2 separate regions of the Homo sapiens genome follow, and region 1 is linked to region 2. The links are chromatin loops, found by intact Hi-C in ENCODE. Cell type or tissue: CD4-positive, alpha-beta T cell. All regions are shown on one strand. Each heading gives the region's core, and the rest is flanking DNA. Links, peaks and the distances in the headings are about the cores only.

Region 1 (8,577 bases), core at 476-8,475, 64 kb before region 2:
TTTCAAGACATGGTGGCATGCAACTGCAGTGTCAGCTACTCCGGAGGCCGAGGCAGGAGAGTCACTTAAGACTGGGAGCTCGAGGCGGCAGTGAGCAGTGATGACTCCACTATACTCCAGCCTGGGTGACAGAGTGAGACTTTGTCTCAAAAATAAAATATAAAATAAAATAAAAAGGAAGAAATAGCCAGTAGTGCTTTCTTGTAGACAGAGAAGCTGGTGAAATGATGTAACCAGGCTGGGCATGGTAGCTCACGCCTGTAATTCCCAGTACTTTGTGAGGCTGAGGTGGGCAGATCCCATGAGGTCAGGAGTTTGAGACCAGCCTGGCCAACATGATAAAACCCCATCTCTACTAAAAATACAAAAATTAGCCAGGCACAGTGGCTCATGTCTGTAATCCCAAATGCTTGCTCGGGAGGCTGAGGCAGGAGAATCACTTGAATCTGGGAGGTGGAGGTTGTAGTGAGCTGAGATTGCACCACTGTACTTCAGCCTGGGCAACAGAGCAAGACTCTGTCTCAAAAAAAAGAACAAAAAAAAAAAAAGAAATGATGTAACTGGTAGGGAGAAAGCCAAAGGTTAGAAAGAGAACATGAATTGAGAATGGAAAGATCGCAGAGGAAGCAGATTTGTCTGCACACCTCTTGCATGTGTATTTGGAGAAGCTCTGTGTGCTGCGGGTCGAGGGAAACACATAACTGGAACAACTGTCCTTTTCCACCATTGTTAAATCCTGCTTTGCTCACTGCAGGAGAGGGGGATTATATAGGAGCTTCTGGAAACAGATGCCTTGGGAGCTCTCCTCCTTTTCCAGAACTCCCACACTTGCTCTTGTAGATCATCATAGGATAACTCTCCGCTCCCTTTCCTAAGAAAATTGATCTAAAAAGTAATTATGGAATCTTGCAGTGCTTGTTGGGATCAGAGAAGGCTCCTCCGATGATGGGATGTTAGGTAGAGGGCTGCAGGGACCTTGCTTTTAGTCAGGAGGCAAATCAAGAGCCAAGAGAGGGAGGGGTGGTCGTGAGTTTTTATGATGTTCCTTCTCTTCTCCGCTCCTTCCTGACAAGAGTCTGTCTCTTTTCTCTGTGTGTCATAACTACCCACATTCACCCCGGCAGCCCATCTACCTTGTTTCTCTCATAAGTCAGCTTCTCTCCCATCTTTCCTGTGAAAATTTCTAACAAAATGGGAGTTAAGGCCGGGCATGGTGGCTCCTACTTGTCATTCCAGCATTTTGGGAGGCTGAGGTGGGAGGATTGCATGAGCTCAGGAGTTCAAGACCAGTGTGGGTAACATAGAGACTCTGTCTCTACACATTTTTTTTTTTAATTAGCTGGGGATGGTGGCTTGCACCTGTAGCTCCAGCTACTCAGAGGGAGGCTGAAGCAGGAGGATCCCTTGAGTCCAGGAGTTTGAGGCTGTAGTGAGCCCTGGTCTCACCACTACACTTCATCCTGGGCAACAGAGTGAGATGCTGTTTTGTTTTTGTTTTTTTTTGTTTGTTTGTTTGGTTTTTTTTGGAAAAAGAAAGAATCACCATAAAAAAGATGGGTAACTCGGAAATTTCAAATGCTTGAATTTCTTGGGTTGGGAAGAATATCCCAAAATGTGTTTCCAACTACCTCACTGATTTTGACTTCACAGGGAGAATATTTTGATTTTTATGCTCTGAGTTGCTGGTACTGCTGTGGGCACAGAACTGGGTATGACAGAACATTTTTCTGAACTATGACTCTGATCTTCTCAATCTCTCAGTGGGAAAGAGTTTTGGAACTTATTATTTTTAAAAACTTGGTAAAAGATTTATACCATAATATTTATCATTTTAACCATTTCTCAGTGCACAATTCAGTGGCATAAAAGGGCATTCCTGTTGTGCAACCATCACCCCTATCCATCTCCAAGTGAACTTGATTCTTAAATCTCCCAGCCATCTGTTTCAATTCACTAGATGTTGTTCCACCCAGCACGTCATGGTGGAAAGGGGCAGGCTGTGATTTTTTTTTTTTTTAACCTCCAGCAGCTGTGTTCCCTGTGGCAACTATGTAACCTCTCTGAGCCTCAACATCTGTCTATAAAATGGAAACAGTGCAACCTACCTTAGCATTTGATGATCTCAACTTGGATCCCATAGCGGGTATCTCCAAAATTTCCTCATCTTGACTACGTTCTGGTGAAACTTAAGATGTCAGCACATGACCTACCTCCCTTCCCTTCTCATTCATCTGCATTTTCACAATGCTTGGTTTTATCTTTTATACATATAATGCACAATACATGTAGTGCCAACAAGAATTATAGTTTCTGTAAGTAGTGTATGATTGCCCACGGATCTTCAGTAACTCATTAGGCACTGACGGGCTGACATGAGCAACAACGAGACTTAGTATCTGTTGCAGCTCTCCATACAGTTTACGAAACTCTAATCCATAAAAGCCGTTTGAAATTTCCATTAGGAGATTTGCACAAGTGGTTAAAATTAGTCATGCATTCTTGGTCTAAACTGCAGGAAGGGTATCTTTACTGTGAAAATGATTATGACATGTTAAAACTGTGTAATAGTAAGCAGACAGTTTTCCGAGCTGCTGGGTGAATTCTGGAAATGCTCTATTATTTTCTCCCTGTTGACTCCTTTCTTTCAGGCAAGACAGCCAGCATGTTGACTTGGAAAACAACTGAGGCTGAGCAGTTTCAGAGCATTGACATTACGTGGCTTCTTTTGTGGGCCACCCCAACTCTTTTATTTTTTTTAATTGCTGCTTCTTCCTCTAAAATACAACTTGTTTTTTTTTTTTTTAAAGAGGAGGAAGCCTTAAAAACCAGCGACAGTCTTGGTTTTCTTAACCTGTCCGCCATTTAACATTTCTAGAAGTGCAACATTGCTTCTAAGGTAAGGGCAAGGACCATGACTTTTGCATGCTGAAAATGAGCTGCCTGGTTTATTGAGTTAGTTATTCCTTTTTAGTGCCGCAGTGTTTTCAGTGTTAGAGAAAAGGCTGTGATTTTCTTTGATATTAAAAAGCCAACCACTTATATTTTCCAAAGCCATTTGCATTCAGTCTGACGGCCGCTAAAAATGTATGTGGATTTTTCATCTGAGAGGTTTTCTCTATGCATATTGTTTACATTTATCAAATGTTGTCCTGCCCAGTACTTTATATTCATTGTTGCTTCCGGACCTAGCTGACAACATGGTCTATATGAAAAACAACACAAAACAACACATAAGAGAGTCAAAGGGACTTCTTTGGGGAGAATATAAAAACAAGCCAAGGCGAAAGTGGCTGTAAAAATGCGTTGTGTTCCCAAGTGGAGGCTCCTTCTTTGTTCTGTCATCAGTTTGTCAGTTGTCAATCAAACCTCCCTTCGCCTCACACGTTTGCTAATGTAAGAAGTGCTGGCTCTGCTCTTAGCCTGCAGTGGTGCAGCTTAAAAATTCTGGGAGGGTTTCATGCAGTAAATACTTAAAGTAACAGAAAAGGACTGGGGAAAAGCTGATGTTGTAGCTGTATGATCACCCATGTAAAACTGTTTATTTAGTTATTTATTTATTTATTTGCTTTTTTACTTCCTTTTCTATGCCTTTGGTGACTTTGTGTAATGCTGTATGTACCATCAGAGCACATACTGCTTTTGTGCACACATACATTGAAAACAAAATGAAAAAACAAGAATAAAACAAAAACCCTATTCCTATTCCTACAATTCTGGTACTTTGCCACAAGGTGGTGGTAGTGTATCTTGAGTAAGGAATATGACCTGCTAGATATAAGCATCTGTTTATTTACACACTAAGGAATGTTTGAGTGTGGAACGTGGTTTAGATGCTGTGCGTACAGCAGTGACTCAGATAGGTGTGTATTCTCAAGAAGCTTTCATTCTAATGACACATACTTTGTCTCCAGTCAGAGTTATGGCAGGTTTTTTTTTTTTTTTTTTTTTGACTAAATTCACCCATATTTGATGGCAAGTGTGATCACAGCATGTTTATAAAAATCATTCTTAATTAAGGCATTTCCATCTTATCAAGCCCCCTATTTAATAAGGATATCAAAAAAGAAAACAGTTTTCGTGCATATGTGTAGCTTTTTAGATTCACTTTTTCCTTATTTGACCCATATAAACTTTGTCTGTCTGTGTCTGTCAGTCTCACACACATCCTTCAACACATCTCTTATTTCTTTCCAGAGCCAGGCTAAAGCACCCTTGCCATCTTCTCTCTCTGCTGTTAAATTAGATGCCTTCTCCAGGAATCTCTCTGGGGGCATCCTGAGCCTTCCCGATTCCATTTCAGATTTCTTTCTGTAATCAAGAGCTCCATCTCTGTTGCTTTCCTGGGGCTCTTCCTCTCCTCTTTTTGAAGCTTTTCATTTCCCTTTATATTCTTTCATTCGTCAACTACAAAGAAGCTGCAGGCAGGAACAAGAGAGCTCAGCACACTTGGTGCAGTCTCTCTGGCTTGGTAATTGGTCCCAAGAAAATAGTTTTTTTCCAATTATGGCAACATTGAAAACTTATCCAGGAGAGGAAAGGCTCTTTCAGCTGCTCTTTCTCGATCCTTGCAGTTTCCCTTTTGACCTGTGGGTACACATGGTACTGACGCAATTGGCACCTCAGATGGTTCTTCCTGACAGCTACCCTTGCAACTGACTCAGGATACAAACTACCTTTTTTTTTGGAGACAGATCTCACTTTATCACCCAGTCTGGAGTGTAATTGACGCAATCCTGGCTGGCTGCAGCCTTGACCTTCTGGGCCCAAGCAGTGTTCCCGCCTCGGCCTCCCAAAGTATTAGGATTACAGGCATCAGCCGTCATGCCTGGCACAAACTGCCTTTGGAAGTGAATCAGTCAGTTGCCTAGTAGGCCTAAGGAGACCATGATCCATGTAAACCATGGAATATTTTAAGCAGAAAAGAACGTATTCCCCTTCAAGGACAAAGTGCTGGAATAATTGACATCCAGGTTATCACAGAGCCTTCCTATAGTGTTGATTCTGATCACTCAAATAATCTTAGTGTTAAAGGGTTTATTTTTATTTTTCTACCTTCTTTTACCACCCCTTACTCCCATCAGAGCACCATCAGTCTTTTGGGAATAAAATAATTCCTCAGATATATTAAAAAGCTATAGAAGCAGAAGTTAACGTACATGCAAAAATCTCTACATTTCTCAACAATTGTGTAACCACTAAATATAGGGAAAGAAGTGTGCAAGGTATAAGACATTGGCCATGCGTCCTTGTCTGTGCCACCTCACCAGGAGCATTGCTCCTTTTTATGCACAAGCATCAGAGGTTCTGGACATCTTCTTGGGCTAGTTGGTATAGCTTCCTTCTCAGCTCATTCTGCAAGGTTTGCTTTGGAAAAGTCTGTGCATCTGAGCTCTCTCTTGCCATATCAGGAACCGAAGTCAGAAATAAAGGCTACAGATGCTCAAAATCTGCAGTATTCAATCTTTTTAAGGCCCAGCATGGTGTCTCATGCCTGTAATCCCAGGGCTTTGGGAGACTAAGGCGGGTGGATCACTTGAGGTCAGGCATTCAGGACTAGCCTGGCCAACATGGTGAAACCCCATCTCTACTAAAAATACAAAAATTAGCCTGGTGTGGTGGTGCACACCTGTAGTCCCAGCTAGTTGGGAGGCTGAGGCAGGAGAACTGCACTCTAGCCTGTGCTAGAGAGCGAGACTCTGTCTCAAAAATATAAATAAATAAATAAATAAATAAATAAATAAATAAATAAATAAATAAAGTATCTGTCCCCAAGTCACAATGCTATTCGGTTGGTGCAAAAGCAATCGTGGTTTTTGCCATTACTTTTAATGGAATAGTAAATAACACTTGATCTTTGGTCTTCTGACCTGAAATCCCATGGCTAGGATTGTCAGATAGAATACAGGACACCTGGCCTGTTACAGTGGCTCACACTTATAATCCCAGCACCTTGGGAGGCAGAGGCAGGAATATCACCTGAGCCCAGGAATTTGAGGCTGCAGTGAGCTATGACTGCACCATTGCATTCCAGCCAGAGTGGTAGAGCAAGACCCTGTGTCTTAAAACAACAAAAACAAAAACAGGACACCTGGTTAAATGTGAATTTCAGGTAAATAACATATTTTTTAAAAATGTATCCCATGCAGTATTTGGAGCATATACTCTAAAAATTTTCTTTGGGATATACTTCTAAGAAATGATTTGTTGTTTATGTGAAACTCAAATTTTACTCGGCATCCTGTGTTTTTATTTGCTAGACGTAGCACCTACCTGTGACATCTTTTTGTTTCTGCCCTGCTGTGTCACAGGGTCTTGGTATCTTTCCTCCTGTGATTCTGACACTACCTTGGGAAATGACTCTGTATCAAGCGTTTACCATCTGCTGAAAGCTTTGCATACTCTGTTGCTTATCATGACAACTGCCCTGAAAGTTGGGTGTACTTGTTACCCCTTTCCAGATTAAAAAACCTAGGGGTCAGAGAGGTTAAGTAACTTGCTCAAGACCTCACAGTGAACTGTGGTGGACCACTGGGATTAGAACCCAGTGAGTTCAGTGGCTTTGCCTCCAAGTGCGTTTATTATTGTCCGCACTCCAAAATGGCTTTAAAAAATTAAAAAGATACATGACGTTGAAATCAGTGACAGAGGCATAAGGCTCCTTGAGGGAAGAAACCAGGTGTTGGCCATAAAAAAATTATTTTTCACAGCGCCCAGCAAAGGGCTTGTATGCAAAGGACCCTCAGTATAAGCTGGTTGTTGACTGATGTGTTTCAAGAGTAAGTCAGAAAAATAAAAAGAAGGCAGGGAAAGAGTTCAAAACTCAGTGTCACTTGCACATCCATTTTGCCCTAGAAGTGTTTTAAATTTTATCAGGCTCATAAACTATGTTTCGAAACGTGAAAATAAATTGGCCCCCTGACCCCTTATGAAGTGACATCATTCATCTGAAAGGTTTATCGCCCTGCGTGTCATTTTGAAGTTCCCTACTCTCCTCCTCGTTCTCTAAATCCATGAAAAAATAGAAATGGGAGGAAGAACTGGAGAGAGGGGTTCTGTGTGTGTGGAATGTGGCTCTGGAAAGCCCCCAGCCCTCCTGTTAACACAATGCTTTTATCCCGTAATCTCTGCCTGCGGGAGACAAAATAACAGTTCATCTGGAAAACAAGATTAACTCATTTAACTTACGTAGTGATCACAGAGAGAAGCTTGTTGGAGTTGTCTGGCTGAAGGAAAGCCCGCGATTCTCGGCCATTCCGGTTCACAGGGCCTGGGTAGCGGGCCCAGCCTGTTGCAAGTAATCGGGCTCTGTCAGATCAGCCTTGGTGAGATTGGGATATTACCAGGGTATTCTGTTCATCTCTGACACAGGCCCTCTCAATCTGATAGACGGTGTGCCTCTTCTCTTCATTAGAACATCTTCCTGAACACTTGCCTGTCTGCACTGCCCTGCTAAGGGGTTTTCAGGTGAGCGTGCTGTGGGTACCTTCACATTTCAGGCCTTTTAACAGGGAATGAAAACCAACTGCCCTGTGATTCCAAGTCTGCTGATGCATGTGAAATTGGCTTTGTGTTGGGGCCTCTTCTTCCAAAGCAACAGTAAGCATTTTTTTTTTTTTTGTGATAATCTCTCTCTGTCACCCACGCTGGAGTGCAGTGGTGTGATCTCAGCTCACTGCAACCTCCGTCTTCTGGGTTCAAGTGATTCTCCTGCCTGAGCCTCCCGAGTAACTGGGATTACAGGCACCCGCCACCCGACGCCCAGCTAATTTTTGTATTTTTGGTAGAGATGGGGTTTCACCATGTTGCCCAGGATGGTCTTGAACCCCTGATCTCAGGTGTTCCACCCTCCTTGTCCTCCCAAAGTGTTGGGATTACAGGCGTCAGCCACCGCCCCCGGCCGATAGTTGCCTTTCTTACCAGCCTGGGCCAGGAGCAGTTGTTTATTTTCTGCTATTTCGTGTGTTTCTTTTTGCTGGCAGTGACATACTCCTACAGGGATGTCTGCCTCATGTTGACCTGCTTGTGTTTACCACCTAGAGGCCTAAGAACAGGCTTTCCCCGTTCAAATCACCCAGTGGCGTGCACACTTGGGGCACCTGGGGACTGGTTTCCTGAATGGCATTGAGAGTCATTACTTTCCACACACAGTTAACTGCAGGGAGATTTGTCTCTGAAAGTAGTCTTCAAGAAATGCGGCAGCTGCTTCTAGCCGCTCCATCCTTCCTTTTCCCAGTGCGCACTAACCCTCCAGAGCCTTCCGCATCTGCTATGCAGCATTGGCCACACCAGTGGGATGCAAGAATTTATCCCTTCTGTTGATGCAATTAAAGCTAATGGATCTCATATATATATATATATATATATATATTTATATAAATATATTTTATATTTAAAAATATTTATATTTTATATATTTTTATATATTTATGCAAGTATATATCTAAATATATAAAATATATATAAATATATACATATATGTGTATATATAGATTTTGTTTTTTGAGACAGGGTCTTGCTCTGTCACTCAGGCTGGAGTGCAGTGGCGTGATCATGGCTCACTGTAGCCTCAACCTCCTG
Region 2 (8,577 bases), core at 127-8,126:
AAGGATTCCACCAGGTAAACTTGAATCACCTAGCGCTGGTAGAAAGCCTTGCTCTTCGTCATCTCTCCTGTGTGTCGCTAGCCTTATTAAAATGTGCAGAGGAGACCGGGCATGGTAGCACACTTGTAATCTCAGCACTTGGAGAGGCTGAGGTGGGAGAATTGCTTGAGGCTATGGCTTCAAAACCAGCCTGGGCAACACAGCAAGACCCCACGTCTTAAAAAAATTTAGCCGGCTGTCGTGTCTCCTCCGTGTAGTCCCAGCTATTCAGGCAGCTGAGGCAGGAGGGCTGCTTGAGCTCAGGAGGTGGAGGCTGAAGTGAGCTGTGATTGTGCTGTTGCACTCCAGCCTGGGCGACAGAGGGAGAGCTTGTCTCCTTGTCTCTAAAAAAGAAAAACATGCTCAGAGGCCTTGTGAGTTAGCTCTCTCCAAAGTTTTTAAGACAAGGAATTCAGTTAATCAAGTTTGTTAGACTTGTTTGAAAAAAGGGCCTGAACAGGCTCAGAGCAAGGGCAGATCAAGCTCTTCCACAGATTTTAATGTTCAGGTTTTGTGACCTTTACTTTTTTTATTTTGGCAAAATGTACACAACTTAGTATTTATCATTTTAATTTATAAGTGTAAAATTCATAGTCATTAAATATATTCACAATGTTGTGTAACCATCAGCATTACCTATACCTAAAATATTTTCATCACATCTTTTAAAAAATAACTGCCCCTTCCTCACTTCCCCAAGCTTGTGGTCTCTGGTAACCCCTACTTTACTTTCTGCATCTATGAAATTGTTTTCAAGGTCAATCCATATTGTAGCATATATCAAAATTTCTTTCTTTCTTCCTCTCCTTCCCTCCCTCCCTCCCTCCCTCCTTCTCTCTCTCCTTTCCTCCCTTCCTTCCTTCCTTCTTTCCTTCCTTCCTTCCATTTTTGACAGGGTCTCACTCTGTTGCCCAGGCTGGGGTGCAGTGGCACAATCAAAGCTCACTGCAGCCTTGACTTCCTGGGCTTCAGTGATCCTCCCACCTCAGCCTCCCAAGGAGCTAGAGGTGCATGCCACCATGCCTGGCTTTTTAAATTTATTTTTATTATTATTTTTTTATTTTTAGTAGAGACAGATTTTGCCGTGTTGCCCTGGCTGATCTTGAACTCCTGTGCTCCGGTCATCCACCCGCCTGGGCTTCCCAAAGCGCTGAGATGACTGCGCCACCACACCTGCCACAAAATTTCTTTGTTATGGCTGAATAATGTTTCTGTGTGAGTGTGTGTGTGTCTGTGTGTGTGTGTGTGTGTGTGTGTGTTTGAATAATACTCCTATGAACATTGTACCAATATCTATTCAGATCTCTGCTTTCGATTCTTCTGCATGTATACCTAGGAGTGAAATTGCTGCGTCGTTTCGTATCTGTGTGCTTAACCTTTTGAGAAACTGCCAAACTGTCTTCAACAGCAGCCGCATCATTTTACATTCCCACCAGCAGTGCATCAGGATTCTAGTTGCTCCACATCTACCCAATACTTATTTTACTTAAAAAAATAGAATAGCCATCTGAGTGAAGTGTTACCTCCCTGCAGTGTTGATTCCCATTTCCCTAATGATGTTAAGCGTACTTTCACGTGCCTACTGGCCGTTTGTGTATCTTCTTTGGAGAAAGTAACATCCATTTTTGATACTCACATGGCTTTTTGGTTCTATTTTTGCTTTCTTTTGGCTAATGATAACCTTCCAGCACCACGAGTTTGGACTGTGCTAATGTCTTCTAGTACTGTTTAGAAGTTGAGGTAAAAAGAAAACGGTAATTGAAAGAGACAGTTGTTGTTTACATTGGGGAGGTTGGTATTCCACCCCCTGTGCTTTTTCATTAGCTGTATTGTATTCTTATTATGTGTTTTACCGGGTAATTGTAATTCTTGGCTTTGGATTTTGTCCCTTTTTTAGGCTGCGGGGCGGGGGGGTCGGTTATTTTATAAGCAAAGAAGTACAGCCAGTATGATTCTGAAGCAACTAGGTCACAGTAGAAAAAAGTTGGAGAGTGAAATCTCAAGCAAGCCAAAAAGTGATAGATGAGTTAAAAAAAAAAAAAAAAAAAAAGTTGCCTGGCTTGGTGCAGTGGCTCATGCATGTACTCCCAGCACTTTGGGAGGCTGAGGTGGGCGGATCATCTGAGGTGAGGAGTTTGAGACCACACTGGCCAACATGTTGAAACCCGCTCTCTACTAAAAATACAACAATTAGCCAGGTGTGGTGGCGCACGCCTGTAATCCCAGCTACTCACCAGGCTGAGAGTGGAAAATCACTTGAACTTGGGAGGCAAAGGTTGCAGTGAGCGGAGACTGCGCCGCTGCACTCCAGCCTGGGTGACACAGTGAGACTTCATCTCGAGGAAAAAAAAAAAAAAAGGCTTTGGAGCTTCCTAATTTCTAAATAGATTTCCTTTATAATTTTCAGAGGTTGTGAAATTAACTCTGTAGATTGGGGAGTGTAGTTTGTCACTCTAATTGCCCAGCGTTTTAATTATCGGCGTGTTTTATGCTTTTGTGAAATGCTCATTTCACAGCTTGCTGGTGGGTCTTTTTGTGGAACGAGAAAGTGAATATTCACACCAGAAATGAGGTACTGACCCTGAAGGGCTTTCCAGTCAAAGAGAAAGGAGAGCATGACCCGCCAATGCCGTTGTTTGTAAGCAGGAAGCTGACGCTGCGCCATGGTGTAGGGGAGGAGGACGGTTTCCATTCTGTTTTGAGCATCAGAATAAAACCAAGCACCAGAAGGTGTGGTTCAAAGATGCTTTCCTTTTTCAGTCTCTGGTCAATTTGTTGTTATTTTTCTTCAAGAGAGTTGTTGGGGTTGGGTAGGCGCAGGGGCCACAAGGCCATCTTTATAAGGCTCTGGCATTTGATAGTGAGGTATTTTGGTATTCCAAATAATTGGTGGAAGGATGGAAAGGTTAAATGGAAATTATGTAAGGGCTGCAAAGAGATTCATATATGACTATTTCATGAGTGCTTACTATATACCAGGCGCTGTTACAGCCCGTGTAATGCCACCTGGGAGTTGGGGGGAGTCACCATCGTCCATCCGTCTGTCCATCCATCCATCCATCCTGCCTCCCTCCATCCTTTCTCTTTTTCACAATGTCTCTTGCTCCGCCCCCTCTCTTCCCCTCCTTCCTTCCTATCCAGTGCTTGTAACCTGTCAAGCACATGTTGTAGCCATTGGGGACATCGTGGTAAACAAAGCAAAGTCCTTGCTTGCATTCTGTGACAGATGGAGATAAAATGGGTAATTAACAAATGTAATCCCTCCCACCCACCCCCCACATTATTTATTTATTTATTTATTTATTTATTTATTTATTTATTTATTTATTTATTTTTACCATGTCTGTTACTCCATCAGTCAGGATCCAGTTAGGAGACAGAAACTATATCATAATTTTAACAGGGAAGATTTAATATTAAGAATTATTAGCTACAACAGGGTTTTGGCTACTAAAGGGTAAAGAGAATCAGGCCGAGCACAGTGACTCATGCCTGTCTGTAATCCCAGCACTTTGGAAGGCCAAGGTGGAAGGATCGCCTGAGTCCAGGAGTTCGAGATCAGTGTGGACAACATAGGGAGGTCCTGTCTCTACAAAAAATAAAAAATAAAATAAAAAAATAAAAATAAAAATAAATAAAAAGTAGTTGGGCGTGTGTGGTGGAGCATGTGGGGGTCCCAGCTACTTGGCAGGCTGAAGCAGGAGGATCGCTTGAGCTCAAGAGGTTGAGGCTGCTGTGAGCTATGATCTCACCTCTGTACTACAGCCTGGGTGACAGAGTGAGACCGTGTCTTTAAGTAAAATAAAATAAAAAAGAGTAGGTCGGGCATGGTGGGTCATGCATGTAATCCCAGCACTTTGGGAATACGAGGTGGGCCAATCACTGAGGTCAGGAGTTCGAGACCAGCCTGGCCAACATGGTGAAACCCCGTCTCTACTAAAAATACAAAAGTGAGTCGGGGTTGGTGGTGTGCTCCTGTAGTTCCAGCTACTTGGGAGGCTGAGGCAGGAGAATCACTTGAATCCGGGAGCCAGCGGTTGCAGTGAGCTTAGATTGCACCACTGTACTCCAGCCTGGGCCATAGAGTGAGACTCTGTCTCAAACAAAAAAAAAATTTAACTCTAAAGAATCCAAGAATACAGATTTGGGAGCAGCCAGTACCAATGGGGGATGGGGCAGTACACCCAGGAAAGAGCAAATCTGGGGTCCCCACGGGCCAGGACTGGGATCTGGACTGGGCCATGGCCCATTGGATGGCAGAAAGGTTCTCACTGAAGCCCCCATAAAGGTGGGACTCACTGGGAAACCGCTCTCTGTGGTGCCAGGGAAGGACGTCTGTGGGAGGTGCCTACCAAGGAAGTCTCTGGAAATCAGCCTGCAGGGGTGGAGTGCCGGGAAACTCCCGCCCCCTCCCCCCCTCCCCGAAGTGAACCGCCCACAGGGAGATGCCCCTATGGGAGCTTCGCACCAGAACCCGTCTGCGCCAGTGTCCCTGCAGCGCCCTCTACTGGCGAAGCTGGACATGGCGTCCGCTGGCAAAGGGGAAACTCTTCTTTCCTCCCAAGCCGAGCAATGCTAAATGTGCCTGGTACTGAGACGTCATCTGTGGACGGTTGGCACCGATGCTAATCAGTGCTATGGGAAAATAGGCAGAGCGAGGAGCGTAAGAATTATTATGTGTGCTGTTTGATAGAGACTGTACAAGGAAGACCTCTCTAAAAAGGTGACATTTGGAGCAGAGACATGAAGGAAGGGATTGCTGGAGGCAGAACATTCTAGGCAGAAGGAACCGCACGTGCAAAGGCCCTCAGGTCAGCCGGCATGGCATGCAAGTAAGCCAGCTGCAACACAGCAGGTGTGGATGAAGGGAAGAGAATTAGCATTTGGCCAGAGCACGCATTTTAAGGGATGGAGATCCATTTGGATAGTCTTGAACACAGAACTGACCGGAACTGACTTACTCTTTGAAAAGATCGCTCTGGCTGCTGTGTTGAGTGGATTGGTAAGGGATAGGTGGTGAAGACTGAAACAGGGTATCCAGTTAGGAAGCTATCACAGTGATCCAACCCCCAGCTTCTGTTGAGGTTGAAGAACATGCATGCCCAACCTAAATATATGTTCAAAGGTGGTTATTACTGTTTGAGGTGATGAAAGAGTTTTGGAGATAGAAGTGATGGTTGTTCAACATCATGAGTGTAATTAATGCCACGGAATTGTATCCTTAAAAATGCTTAAAATGCGCTGGGTGCGGTGGCTCACGCCTGTAATCCCAGCACTTTGGGAGGCTGAGATGGGCGGATCACTTGAGGTCAGGAGTTCGAGACCAGCCTGGCCAGCATGGTGAAACCCCGTTTCTACTAGAAATACAAAAATTGGGCGGGCATTGTGGTGGGTGTCTGTAATCCCAGCTATTTGGAAGGCTGAAGCAGGAGAATTGCTTGAGCCTAGGAGGTGGAGGTTGCAGTGAGCCAAGATTGTGCCACTGCACTTCAGCTTGGGCAACAGAGTAAGACTCTGTCTCACAATAAATAAATAAATAAATAAATAAATAAATAAATAAATAAGAGTTGGATCACAGCAAAGGTGAGCTTTAACGAGTTCAGTCTAGCTCTCTCACAAAAAAAAAGTTAAAATGACAAATTTTGTGTTACATACATTGTACTACAATAAAAACCATTTTTTTGAAAAGAATAGTACAAAAATGATACTTCCCTCTCAGTGTATTTTACCAAGGGATTATTAGTGTATATGTGTGTTCTTACTGGAAATGTTAATTGGACCTGTAATTCTTTTTTTAACTTTTATTTTGGGTTCAGGGGTACATGTGCAGGTTTGTTATATAGGTAACTTCATGTCACAAAGGTTTGTTGAACAGATTATTTCATCACCCAGGTAATAAGCCTTGTATCCAATAGTTATTTTTCTGATCCTCTCCTTCCTCTCTCCCTCTACCCTCAGGCAGGCCCCAGTGTCTGTTGTTCTTTCTTTGTGTCCTTGAGTTTTCATCATTTAGCTTCCACTTGTAAGTGAGGCCATGCAGTATTTGATTTTCTCTTCCTGCATTAGTTTGCTGAGGATAATGGCTTCTAGCCCCGTCCGTGTTCTCGCAGAAGACATGATCGCATTCTTTTATATGGCTGCATAGTATTCCATGGTGTATATTCACTACTTTTTTTTTAATCCAATCTGTCATTTGTGGACATTTAGGTTGATTCCAGTAGACGTGTAATTCTTCTTGGAAATGTTAATCTTGATCATTTGGTTAATGTGATGACTTCTGGGTTCTGCAGTGTGAAGTTATTATCTTCCCTTTTGTAGGTAACAAATACTTTGGAAGAGATTAAACAAACAAATAAAAAAGTGGTGATTGTTATTACCAGCATGGCTACTACTAGCTAATTCCAGGCTTCAAGCCACTGGGGCATAGGCATATGTTTAGCTCATTCCACAGGAGGGGAACAGAGGCTCAAAGAACCTAGGTAAGTTGGCTAGGCGCGGTGGCTCACACCTGTAATCTCAGCGCTTTGTGGGGCTTAGGCAGGAGGATTGCTTGAGCTCAGAAGTTTGAGACCAGCCTGGACAACATAGCGTGAACTTGTATCTACTTAAAGTAAAAATCAAAAAAATAATGGGGTGCAGTGGTACATGGCTGTAGTCCCAATTACTCAGGAGGTGGAGGTGGGAGGATTGCTTGGGCCCAGGAGGCTGAGGCTGCAGAAAGCTGTCATCATGCCGCTGTGCTCCAGCCTGGGCATCAAGGTCTGTTTTGCAGACCTTGTCTCCAAAGCAAAACAAACAAACAAAAGAAACAAACAAACAAACAAAAAGAAATTAGGTAACTTGCTCAGTGGCTAGTGAGTGGCTAGATTGTAAGCTTCATGAGGGCAGGGGACTTTGACGATTTTGTCGGTATCCTAAGCCGCTAGAACAGTGCCTAAACATTTGTTGGGCAGTTAATATATATTTGTTCTATTAATAAGTAGAGCCCGAGTTTGTGTTCTCCGATTCCACACCCCATGTTCCTTCTACTACAACTTCTGGCTCTGGCTTCTGGACTGTCAGTCATTAGCACTCCCTATCCCTAAGGTTTCAGGAATGTTCAGCTGTTTCCTAGCTTGGAATGGACCATCCTCTGGTCCCACCCATGGGTAAGTCATTGGCTGCAGAGCGCAGACATTTGGCTCCCCTCGGGACATTCCTCCCTCATTTAAAACAATGAGGCGGGCAGCAGGGTACTTTGTCCCTTGTGTTAGCTGAAGTTGGAGGATGCTGTGTTGATGGGAAAACGCTGTTACTATTCTTAGACTAGTGGGGCTCTCACTTATTCATAGCTCCGCACTCGTGGGTGGAATGAGAAGTTATAATAGAGTGCAGGTGCCTCTCATTGTTTTCCGCTACTCACTGGATAGTGTTTATTAAAAACGAAATCACAGTGGTGTGTCTGGAGTTGAAGTCTGAACAAATAACCCAAAATGAGGAGTCCCTGGAAGGTGGGCAGGAGGCGACAAACAAAGAGAAGCAAAAACAAGTTTGAGCTAATTGGGATCAGGCAGTACTTTGCATGTGAGTTCTGAACAGGGAGCTTGGCTGCAAAACGATTATTGTATTTAACTTCTGTTGGCATCATTCGCATACTTGTATGGGAGATCCAGAATTGGAATTTAACACAGTTTTCCCAGGCCCTTCATGGAATTTGAAAACATGACTCTGAAAGCATGTGGCTGAAATGAGACTCTTTCACACTGTTTAAAGATGCATGTGCATATGTTGGTGTCCACACATCAACTTAATTTTTTCATGTTCCTTGAAGGAAGCCCGTCTAGGTCCTTCTGAAAGAAGGGCTGGAGATTTTTATTAAACATTACTTCTAGGCTGGGTGCAGTGACTCATCCCTGCAATCCCAGTACTTTGGGAGGCCAAGGCAGGCAGATCATGAGGTCAGGAGATGGAGACCATCCTGGCCAACATGGTGAAACCCTGTCTCTACTCAAAATACAAAAATTAGCTGGGCGTGGTAGCAGGCGCCTGTAATCCCAGCTACTCAGGAGGCTGAAAAAGGAGAATCGCTTGAATCAGGGAGTCGGAGTTTTCAGTGAGCCGAGATCGCGCCACTGCACTCCAGTCTGGTGACAGAGCGAGACAATGTCTCAAAAAAAAAGAAAGAGTTCTGAATGATGATAGGTGTTGGAATCCACGTTGGTGTGTCTCATGTCATTTTTTCGGGCAGTTTCTTGACAGACCCATTTTGTGTGTGTGTGTGTGTGTGTGTGTGTGTGTGTGTGCGCGTGCGCACACGCATGAGCCTGTACGTGTCCCCCTCCCCCCCCACACATATGCACATAAGATAGCATAAGGTAGTTCCTGGCACATGGCGTTGTTCTTAACCATGAGGTGCTCCCAGGCTCCGGGCAGTTCCTTGAAAGACTCATTGTCTGTGTGGGGGGAGGGGAGGCTGTACATGTCCCCACCCAACACACACACATACACACACATGGGCACATATGATAGCATAAGGCAATTCCTGGCACATGGCATTGT

The links. Hi-C counts contacts between places; a loop is a spot of excess contacts. Peaks named below come from ENCODE experiments on the same cell type or tissue, not always from the same donor. Only the 100,000 strongest peaks of a DNase experiment are listed, where the experiment ranks them.
Region 1: it touches region 2 in a loop (14-fold over the local background); 14 of 110 quality-filtered maps call a loop at or near these places.

What each region holds. Positions count from the first base shown.
Region 1 is chr16:78,702,132-78,710,708 of GRCh38, forward strand. All of the region lies in intron 8 of WWOX (WW domain containing oxidoreductase), which reads left to right. Among named protein-coding and RNA genes, the nearest start is that of WWOX-AS2, 210 kb to the left of the region's middle. In CD4-positive, alpha-beta T cell, for the core only: a CTCF peak has its summit at 3,756 (motif pointing right); a DNase peak (open chromatin) is centred at 3,780.
Region 2 is chr16:78,766,212-78,774,788 of GRCh38, forward strand. The region is part of intron 8 of WWOX (WW domain containing oxidoreductase); the gene reads left to right. Among named protein-coding and RNA genes, the nearest start is that of WWOX-AS2, 270 kb to the left of the region's middle. RefSeq lists an enhancer at 2,519-2,598. In CD4-positive, alpha-beta T cell, for the core only: CTCF peaks have their summits at 4,522 (motif pointing left) and 4,724; DNase peaks (open chromatin) are centred at 2,690 and 4,520; H3K4me3 peaks cover 850 bases; H3K27ac peaks cover 1,482 bases.